Linked DNA regions of Homo sapiens: region 1 is linked to region 2. The links are chromatin loops, found by intact Hi-C in ENCODE. Cell type or tissue: prostate gland. All regions are shown on one strand. Links, peaks and the distances in the headings refer to the core of each region. The heading gives the core; the rest is flanking DNA. Region 1 has its middle 110 kb from the start of TLE3. Region 2 has its middle 110 kb from the start of PCAT29.

Evidence for each region. A loop is a pair of places that touch in the nucleus more often than their neighbours do. Peaks named below come from ENCODE experiments on the same cell type or tissue, not always from the same donor. Only the 100,000 strongest peaks of a DNase experiment are listed, where the experiment ranks them.
Region 1: a loop joins it to region 2, with 2.2 times the contacts of the local background. A loop is called at or near these places in 1 of 110 quality-filtered maps.

Annotation. Positions count from the first base shown.
Region 1 is chr15:70,200,988-70,206,368 of GRCh38, forward strand. No RefSeq gene overlaps it. Among named protein-coding and RNA genes, the nearest start is that of TLE3, 110 kb to the left of the region's middle. In prostate gland, for the core only: no CTCF peak of the experiment used is centred there; DNase peaks (open chromatin) are centred at 597 and 3,155.
Region 2 is chr15:69,700,524-69,705,904 of GRCh38, forward strand. No RefSeq gene overlaps it. Among named protein-coding and RNA genes, the nearest start is that of PCAT29, 110 kb to the left of the region's middle. In prostate gland, for the core only: no CTCF peak of the experiment used is centred there; DNase peaks (open chromatin) are centred at 3,188 and 3,918.

The DNA.
Region 1 (5,381 bases), core at 80-5,079, 500 kb after region 2:
CTGGTTTTAATAAAGCGCATTGGAACAAATGGTGGAATAATGACTTAATAAATCTAAATACAAATATTTTGTTCCGTCTCCAAAATGAACAGCCCTGGCATCTGCCGAGCCTGGGCCTGGGCGAGGGGGCGGCACCGTAGTGTTACTGTATTCTTTCACTCCCTCAGCAGGCTCGAAGATTTTAATTTTTAGCCTTCTGCTAAATTACATGGGCTGTCAGTCAACTGTGGGAGATATTTTGAGTAGGGAGATTTATACAAACACACAGAGCACACTCGGAAGACTCCGCACAATATCTTTTACACCGGCCGGGATGTAAATCATAGGTTGTTGGGAACCCGATTACAGCTCTTCTGGAAATAGACTGCAGAGAAACCATTAGTAGCAGGAGGAATCTGGTGGCCCTCTTTGGTGCCCACTCACCCCAGTAGTAACCAGAGAAGCTCTTTGCTTGTTCTTTTTAGTACCTTTTCCCATGACTTCCCATCCCAACTCCATCCTCCTTCCCATCCCAACTCCAAACACACACACACACACCTGCGGGTTGGGTTTGGCCCAGGTGCTATGAGTTTGCAAACTCTATGCAAAGCCATGGCACACGGCCCAAACCCGACCCACAGGTGTGTGTGTGTGTGTGTGTGTGTGTGCGTTTTGCTCGGCTAAACAATGTTGGCCTGCACACAGGGCAATTTAAAAAAATTAATGAAGACATTTTGAAATCAAGACATTCCCCATAAAATGTATATTTCCAGCTTCTCCTGATAGATCTGAAAATCTAGCCAGCAACGTGCAGTTTGCTGTCCTGCGTGGTGACAGTGAGTGGAACTGAAGATGTCAGGTGAATGTGGCTTCCACTGCTCCTCACTGCCCCACAATCCCCATGCTCCACCTGCTTTACTTATGTTGTCTGCCTGGTCTCCAAGGCCATGACATTTTTGACCACTGGTATAAATTCATCCCTTTTTACACATGATGGTCTGTGGCTCAGGAAATGTATTTGAAAATCACAAATAATGTATGCATAAATCACTAATGCATATATTATTATGCACTCAAATCTGGGTTTATTAAATAAGAAAAATGAAGACAATATAATATATAATATTAACGTAAAATTAATGTCACAGATATATACGTGTGTGTGTGTATATATATGTGTGTGTGGGTGTGAATGGAGAGAGAGACAGGGAGAGAGAGAAGGGAGGTTTCAATGATTCTTGCTTGGGAAAGACTGCTCTTTATTCCATTCTAGTCTGTTTCATCTTTTTCAATAGATGCTGGTTGTTACACTGATGTTCTTAACTTGACAGAGTTAAAAGCTGGTAACTTTATGCCAGTCCCCTATATTTTACTGATCTGTGAAATCCCAAAGAATGGGTATTCCTTGCCCCAGTTATGAGATATTTGTGGATTCTCAGAATAGGAGGGCAGCTCTGAGGGCATCCGCTCATCATCCATCCATCCTTACATACATCTACCTGTGTGTCCCTCCATCCACCCGTTCACTGATACTTGTTCATCCATGTGTCCATACATTTGTTCAACTGTCCATATATACATACATACATCTGCTTGTCTATCTATCCATTCATACATCCGTTCATCTGTACATCCATCCTTCCACCTACCCATCTATACATTCACCCAACTGTCCAATGCCCAGAGCTCCCCTTCCTGCTAGTCTGCCCTCTCCAAGTAGATATCCAGTAAGTCTTCCTGTTCTGGGCAGCTCTGGCTGTTAGAGAGTTCTTCCTGTGGAAACCTGTGTCCTCACTGAAACACGTGTCCCTGTGACTTCCAGCTGTCAGTCTGCTTGAGGGCTTTGCAAATACTCAAACCTCATACCTCTGTCAACTCCTTAACAGAACTCTCTATCCTCCTTCCTCAAGCTTCATCGCTCATCAAAGGCCACAAGTCTTTTCTTCTCCTGGACAGATTCCTTGGAGCCCTTCCATGAATCCTTCTGTAACAGGAATTTGGAACTTCTTGGCCAGGCTCCCTGTTCTTCCTCATGATGGCATTTCACTGTGGGCCCTGAGCATCCCAGAGTTTAGTGGGCTCTCTGCTCTCTCACCATGGATGCTGTTTCTATGGCCTCATTTGGGGTCTGGATGTCCTCATCTCACTGGTGACATGTGGGTTGTCAGGTCCCCCAAGCCTGCTAGTTATTTTCACACATACCACTAATTTCCCATGTGGACATCAACAGTGACCATGGACCCAGCTGAAAAAGTGCATTTTTGGGGTTTTATTTTCCTGCCAGAAGGGATTAAAAGTATTTCCTCCTGTTAAACATTATTTTCAACCACTTGCCATCAATGTTAACATCCTCAACAAGACCTGGCTTTATGCAGCATGAACTGGTTGGCTTCCCTACAAAGAGGAATTTCTGGGTCTGAGAAGGCCTCTCCATGCCCCAACCCCCAATACTTCTCTTGTCTGCAGGTGAAGCTTGGCGTTTCCCCATTAGCACATCATTGATTTTGTAAGGCTTTGGGCCTGGTTAGGATACTCATGTGCCCTTGAATGGGAGGTGGGTTTACATCATGCTCTATTCTTGGTCATTTATGCCACGTGTGGGGACATGAAGGTTTTTAAGGTCAAAGTTTGATAGAAGGTGAAAGAGAGCCGCTAGGAAGGCCTGGTCTTGAGCTGGGGTGGGAAAATAGACAAAATGGAAAGCACAAAGTTCAACTTCACTCTTTTGCCTTAAATGAGGTTGAGATGGTTCTCTCAATACTCAGTGAATCTTATGCTTTTCAGTGCCCATTGTACAATGCCACCGCTTCTCAGAGGCTCTGCCTTCCTCACAGCATGCTAAGGTCCTTGGCTTCTCTTGTGTTCCTCTCTGAGCCCCACTCCAGGCCTGGTGCTCCTTTCTCACACATTCCTCGACTAGGACCAGATGATCCATGGAGACTCAGCCCTGGTCTTCCTATGGGCTGCACTCCGAGATGGGGGGACTCATCCACTCCGAATCACCAGCAGCTACCTCGGGGCCCCCTGCGACACTGATGAGCCAACCAGCGTGTTTGTTTATGTGCCCACAGTAGTGGGAGGGCCTTTTGTGAAGGGGAGAGGCAGCTTGGCATTACTAGAAGGACATGTTCAGACACCCAAGGATGTGTGTGCCAGGACCAGAAACACTTCCCTTCCTGGGAGACAGGAAGGGCTGGTGGAGGAGTTGGAACTGCTGGAGGACATTCCAGGCACAGCATGGGATATGACTTGTGAGCGGGATGGAGCTCAGTGACAGGAAGGAGGTTGCCACAGTCGATTTTATGTATCAACTTGACCAGACCAAGAGATGCCCAGATAGCTGGTAAAACATGATTGCTGGGTGTGTCTATGAGGGTGTCTGGAAGAGATTAGCACTGGAATCCATAGACTGAGTAAACATGATTGCCCTCACCAATGCAAGTGGGCATCATGAGGGCCTCTGAGAACCTGTTTACAACAAGAAGCAGAGGAGGGGCGAATTTGCTCTCTGGGACATTCCTTTCCTCCTGCCCTCATACAACGGTGCTCCGGGTCCTCAGGCCCTCAGACTCAGTCTAGGACCAACAGCATCAGCCCCACAATTCTCAGGCTTAGGACTCAAACTGGGACTTACCCCACTGGTTCCCTTCTTAGGCCTTTGGACTGAGATTGAATTACTTCACTGGCTTTTCTTGGCCTCCAGCTTGCTGACAGCAGACTGAGGGACTCAGCCTCCCTAGTCACATGAGCTGATCCCTCATCATAAATCTCATTTTGTATATCTCTATACATCCTACTGGTTCTGTTTCTCTGGAGAACCTGCTAGCACAGAGAGAGATAGACAGATGGGGGAAGTGATGGTGGGAAGGGTGGCGGTGTGGAATGGGTCTGAGTGAACTAGCAGGTTCACAACAACTATTAATGATGACTCTTGTATCTCAAGCACTTCCTATGTGTCAGACACTGGGCTGACTGCTTAATATAAATAATCTAATTTCACCCTCCCTGCAGATGCTTAGGAGTGACAGGATGAAACTGATTTCCTCATTTACTTGGGAATATTCACATAGTAAGCTGCTCTACCTTCTTCCAATAGAGAATTCTGAATATACCCTCTGAGCTTACCTCCTCCAACCTTCTCCTAAAGTGGAGGGAGGGGTAGGGAAGGGGAGGAGAAGAGTCCTGTGCACATGGCACTGCGGGGAGCACTTCATGATCACACTGTGTGAGATGTTTCAGAGCAACTGGGGAGATGGCAAGAGGATTGGGGAGTGAAGAAAGCGATTTTGCGGGGGAAAGTTATTGTGTATAATTTGAGAGTTTCTAGTAAAAATGGAATTCCTTCTCAATTATTTTTGGCTGCAGAATTGGACTGGACCACATGGGGCCCTGAATTTATAAAGGTTACATAGTTGTGATTGTCTTTATTTATAGATGAGGCAACGAATGCTAAGAAAAGTTAAGTGATTTCCTCAAGACCACGCTGCTAGAAGCGATGAAGTCAGGACTTGAACATGGGCCGCCTGCCTCTGCGCAATGCACTTGCTCTCTCTGCTGCATATTTCCCGGGTCTAAATAAGTGAGAGAAACATTTCCTCATAGACATTTAGACACAGAAAAGACACAGAGCCATCCCTCCCAACTGTTTGATCAGTAGAGAAACCAAGGACCAGAGGAAGGGAATGACTGGCCCAAAGTCAGATGTGGAATGCGACCTCGGATGGACCCCAGCTTTCTGCCCCAACGAGTGTGATTCTCTGTGCTGAGGGCTTACCATGAAGCAGACACTGTGCCTAGGGCTTTACAAGCAACATCTCTTTAATCTCTAACAGTTCTCAGAGGCAGGTGACACTATCCCCAATTTATAGAACAGGAAACCTAGTGGCTTGCCTGCATTCATACAGCTCAGAAATAGCAAGGCTGGAATTTGAAACCCAGCCTCTTTGACTCAAACCCACGCTTATCAACAGCTCTTTCTCCCCCTGGCTTTCTTGCTTATGGTTACTAACATAATAGAATGCTTTTGGTTCTCTAATTTCAATGTCTAAAACAAAATTATACTCTATTTATAGTCAGGTCAAACATCTAGGTAGAAACAAACACTTTTCATGCAGAATTTGAAATTGTTTGTAATTATTTTCAGAGAGGAAGGATGGGGAAGGTTGGGGTGTAGACAGGGCGAGGGACTAGCCTGCTGGGTGAGGTTTCTCAACCAATGATGCAGAACTGGACAGAGAGAGGCCTCTGGGAGTTATTTGTTTCTTCTTCTCCCACTGGAATCATGTTGACAAATTCATTCCTACTGTAAGGTGGGTGATTGACCTCTGCTTTACCCTGAGGATGCTGGACACCAATACTGACACACATGTGCATGAACACATATTTTATTTATTGAACTGTAC
Region 2 (5,381 bases), core at 106-5,105:
GACCCAGGAGTCTTGTGTCTTCTGCTAGCCTCCAAGCAGGGTAAAGTCATCTCAGACACCTCACAGTTCTTGATCACCATGTCTGGCCAGAACCATGCTTGAGTGTGGCATGTCTGTGAACATCATCCATCGTGTATGCATCATAGGAAGATAAAAGTCAGCCGCTCTTGACATCACCAGACCATACTGGATGATAGGTGTGGGGGTCACCACCCACCACTTTCCATGCAGGCGATCAGTTCTACATAAAGATCCAGGAGGCTGGCTGGAGAGGGCTGGAGGGGCCTCAGGAGTCAGACCATGTGGGTTTCTATCATGATCCTCCATACCCTACAGCCTCTGTTTTCCCATCTTTCAAGCAGGGATAACAACAGCACCTACTTTGGAGGGGTTTTGTGGGGATTCAATAGTATGGCTCCGCCCAGGAAAGCCCTGATGAAGGTAGAACCTGTTATTTGTGTTTACCATTGTTATTATCATCCATATCATTATTCTGCCCACCTGGACTTATTCTTTGTAAGGCTTGCCTCTCCCTCTGAACAGCCTGTATATAATCTAAGTCTATCTTTTCTGCACCAAAATTGGCCAATTTATGTGGCACCCCTCACCACCATCACTGGATGTGCCTCTAATCTAATTAGACTAATTTCAATTTCCTGGATTTAATTACTTTTAATTTAATTAATTTAGAATGCAGTATACTAGGTGATTAATTAGGAGACGTTACTGAGGGATTCGGAAGGGGAATTGCAGTATGTAAGTGTTTAAATATTATTGTGGCCATAGCCACCAGTTGTCACTTTACACAGGAGGCCGCTGAGGCCCTGGGAGGGGCAGAGCTTGGAGAACTGGGATGGGACAGGGACTCAAACAGAAGTCTCCTGGCAGCAAGCACAGAGCTCTTTCCTTTCACTGCTTTTGGCAACTCCCAGGGGAGGCAAAGAAGAGGCAGCTGATTCCAGTGACCAGCAAGTTGGAACTAAGTCATGAATTGTGGGAGGTGAGAACACACTTGGTCTTTTAATAGAGTGATATTTTACTGGGTTTTTCATGTACATAGTAAATAACCATAGGTCTCCCTCTGAGCTATCACACACTTCTGTTATTTTTCTTTTTTGCTACACACATTTACTGAGTACCTGGAATAATGAATAGTCATCACCATCATCATCATCTTAACAAACATGTATGTGGTGCTACATGCCAGATGTTGTTCTGAGTGCTTTTATATTGATTAGCTCATTTAATTGTCATCGGAGTTAAGTACTGTAAGTGAAGTACTGTTGCTTCCATTGTACTATTGCTTCCATTGTCTAGAGGACTATTGCTTCCATTGTCTACAGTACTATTGCTTCCATTGTCTAGAGGAGGGATCTGAGGCACAGAGTTAGCTCTGTCAGGAATATCTATTATTTGTGTTGTACAAAGGGACAAGTCCTAGTGAATTTCAGGCTTGTGCCAGGCAGGTGGGGGAGACAGTCTAGGGCTGGGCCCTTTAGGTCACACAGGTTTACCTACTCCACCTCTGAGAGGTAATAATAACACCAGCAAACACCTGCAGAGCCCTGACTGTGTGCCAGGTCTGCTTCTAAATCATGTTGTGTATTGACTCTGGACACACCTGCCCTACTCACTACTCCCTGAGGGTAGATTGAGCTATGGCTTTCTCCATATCTCTGTTTGTCAATCAGGACTTGAGACTACAGTTCTGATGGACCCTTGGAGGCAGAGCTGGGCCAGACCCTCTATCCTGAGCGAATCCTGCAGCATGAGCTAGATCCTTCACTCTGAAATCCAGCTCCAATTCCAAGGTTACTCATTTACCAAATGAGCCCATTGGGCATTTTCAGGGCTTTGACCCCTGTTCTCTTGGAATGTTGGGTTAGGATTCAGGTAAGAAGCCTGTGTGGTGTAGGACTTCACTCTGATGCATGAGCAATGCCTGCTAGGCCGGGACCCTCTTGCAAGGAGAAGTAAAGACACAAGAGCTGGCTTCAATATATTCCCTGTGTGGGGACTAGGACCACAGTGAGACTTTCCTCTTTATAAATGAATTTTCTAATAGTCTGAGCTGTCTTAGCTGCAATGGGCTTGTCAACAGGCCATCACTGGGGGTATCCAAACAGAAACCGATTGACAACAATTTGCTCACTTGGTCTTCTCTTCCTGGAAGGCTCATCTCTATCCTTTTTGTCAGTTAACTCCTATTCAACTTTTAAGACTCAGTCCAGGTGTCACTTCTTCTGGAAAGGCTTCCCTGTAAACCCCAACCCAGCCCCAGACTGGGCCAGATGTCCTTTGTGTTCCCATAATGTCTCAGGCATATCTTTATCATTACACCCACTATATATTGCAATGACCTGCTTATGAGTTTGTCTCCTCTAGGTTCTGTCTATGTCACCACCCTCTTCAATAACCAGGTGAGGCAGACATGATTTCCATTTGGAGGATGGAGAACCGAGGCTCAGGACCTCGCCCGTGCAGCCAAGAGGAGACAAAGATGGCTAGGTCTGGTTCCCAAGCCTAAAGACCATGATCTGTCCAGTGTGGAACACTGCAGGCCCCCAAGTTCTGTCATTTGTAAAGTCATGGGCTTGTGTGAGTCCCGAGCAATCAAAGCAGCAGAAGCAATGCTCCCAAGGGGTGCACGAGGGCCATGTTTGGAGCCATGCCAGCTTGCCAATCCTTGGCATACTCTGTACATAGCCAGATAACTACACAAGCTCACCTCATCTGCACAAACTCACTCTCTGAACACTTCTAAGGTCACCGAGAAGTCAGGGAAAAATGAGAACCAGGACAGTCAAAGCCTTTGCCTCTCCTGAAGCTATGGGGCTTGTTGCCAGAGCCAAAGCCCCTCTTAGCACTCTTATTACTTCATTTAACAAACATAAGGAGAGCCCGGCCCTCTGCTTTTAAGGGTGGATTCCATTACTATTAAGACTTCTGCGGCCCCTGAAAGATTAACTCAACAGTCACCCCTGTGAAAGCTGATCCAAGTGGAAAATCGAGTTAGAAAATTCCACCTTCCCTTCCCTCACACCTCAGCAGATTAAGGGGAAGGCCTGATGCTGAGTTATGGGGATTTATGGGAATGTGCAGTTGCTGGCTTTTAAACGCTCACTCTTTGGAATGTTGGCAACCTTGCTTCCTATAAATCGTTGCTGGTATTTCTTAGCCTTTCCTTGCCAGCAACGCGGAGGCCTGCAACACCTTTTCCGTGCAGTAGCCTGTGAAAATATTGAAGTCAGGCCCAGAAAAACACCAGCATTGAAAGGGGAAACTTTGATGTTTGCTAGTTCTTTTCAGACAACTCTTGCCAAATCTTAATTTTTCCAGTTTACAAGTAAGGGATTCTGACCATCTGTCTGCTGTCAACCGATGTTTGTTTGGATGAAGATTTTATTTTTTTCTCCCAATCTAGCACTCCTGTTCTTACAAGTAGTTTATTGGACTTCATAAATGTCAGCTTTTTGCAGGCATTTTGTAAGCAGCTTATGATTTAGTATTTAATCAAAATTGAGCAGTCAGCGTCTGTAATCAATCTGAAGCAGGAGTAACAATGAGATTGAAGCTTAAAATGCACCAGGACCACAATTTATGTCTCCCAACTATCGTTGTAAGAACTAAGTTTGCACTTGAAGGTCTGGGGTGGGGAGATGATGCAGGAAATAAACACTTATTGAGTACCTGTTGTGTGTCATTTTATGATTGTGTCAGTTATTAATTGCCAAAATAATACTGTGCAACAAACCATCCCAAACTCGGTGACTTAAAAAAATCAGTCTTTTTAGCTTGTTGGTCTGATGAGTCAGGTGGGAGGTCCTCTTGGCCTTGGCAGAGCTCTTTATGTGTTGGGGATGTGTTGGCTGCTGGGTGATCTTTGCTGGCCTCGTCTGGGACAACTAGGGCATATTGGCTCCATTCTGTGTGTTTCTCACCCTCCAGCAGGCTAGCTGAGGCATGTTCTCATGGCCATGGCAGAGTGCAAAAGTAAGCAAACCCAGTCTGTAAGCACTTTCTCAAATTTCTGCTTGTGTCACATTTGTTAACATCTCACTGGCCAAAGCAAGTGACATGGCCGAACTCTGAATCACAGAGTTCACGCAGGCTGCTCTAACAAAATTCCATAGACTAGGTAGCTTATAAACAACAAAAATTTATTTCTCAGAGATTTGGAGATTGGGAAGTCCAAGATCAAGGTGTGCAGACAGATTTGGTGTCTAGTGAGGACCCGCTTCTTTGTTCGTAGATGTTGCCTTCTCACTGTGTCTTCATGTGGCGAAATGGGCAAGGCAGTTCTCTGGGGCCTTTTTTCAAAAGGGTAGTAATCCCATTCATGGGATTACTCATGACCTAATCATCTCCCAAAGGCCCCATCTTCTAATACCATCATGTTGGTGTTTAGGTTTCAGCATATACGTTTTGGGAGAAGGCAAACATTCCACCCACAGCAGGGAGAAAGACTCTCTCTCTTCACAGCAGGAGGACTTACAAAGTCACAGGCAAAGTTCATGGGCACAGAGAAGGGTGAAGAATCAGGGCCCTAAAACAATCAGTCTATCACAGTGATGCTGGAAATCCCTGAAGGAGGTAATTATTATAACCGCCATCTCCAGACGGAGAAATTCAGAGATTAAACCATTTGCCCAAGGGTTCTCGACAGTTAGCAAAGAAGTCAGAATTCTTTCTTGGCCTAAATCTTAAGCAGTTTACTTTTGTCTCTCTGAATCTACTTTTCTCTAGACATAGGTAAAGCAAGAGTAGTGGGAGGCTCTCAGAAATCATCAATTCGCCACCCTCATTTTAAACATGGCCTCTAGAAGGGGAGCGAATTGCCTAAGGTCTTACAGGGGAATGGAAGGACACAGGAAGGCCCAGCTTTCAGGACAGCACTCTTCCTGCGCCCAGGAAGAGCCGTGCATCTCCAATCTTTCACAGTGCTGTCTTCTGCAGGAAGCTGCTGAGGACTTTGAACTCCCCCTCTCAGACTTGAATACAGTATCCACTAGGCAGGCTCTACAGAGACCTGGCTTGGTCATGGCAGCCTTAAGAAAATGTAGCAAAATTACTCTAAGGGGCTCCCAGATGGAGCAAGGATGGCAAAGGCCTTTGCTAGGTTTACTAGAGAGGCATATTGAATGTTGGCAGCCTTTTATGACATCATGATTAAATTCCTTCCTTGGTTGGTCCTATGAAATGAATTCATATGTTGAAGCCTAAACTCCCAATGTGACTGTATCTGGAGATAAGACCTTTAGGAATTAATTAAATTAAATGAAGTCATAAGGGTGGGGCCCTAATCCAACAGTACTGTGCCCTTATAACAGAGAAGAAGGCCGGGCATGGTGGCTCATGCCTGTAATCCCAGCACTTTGGGA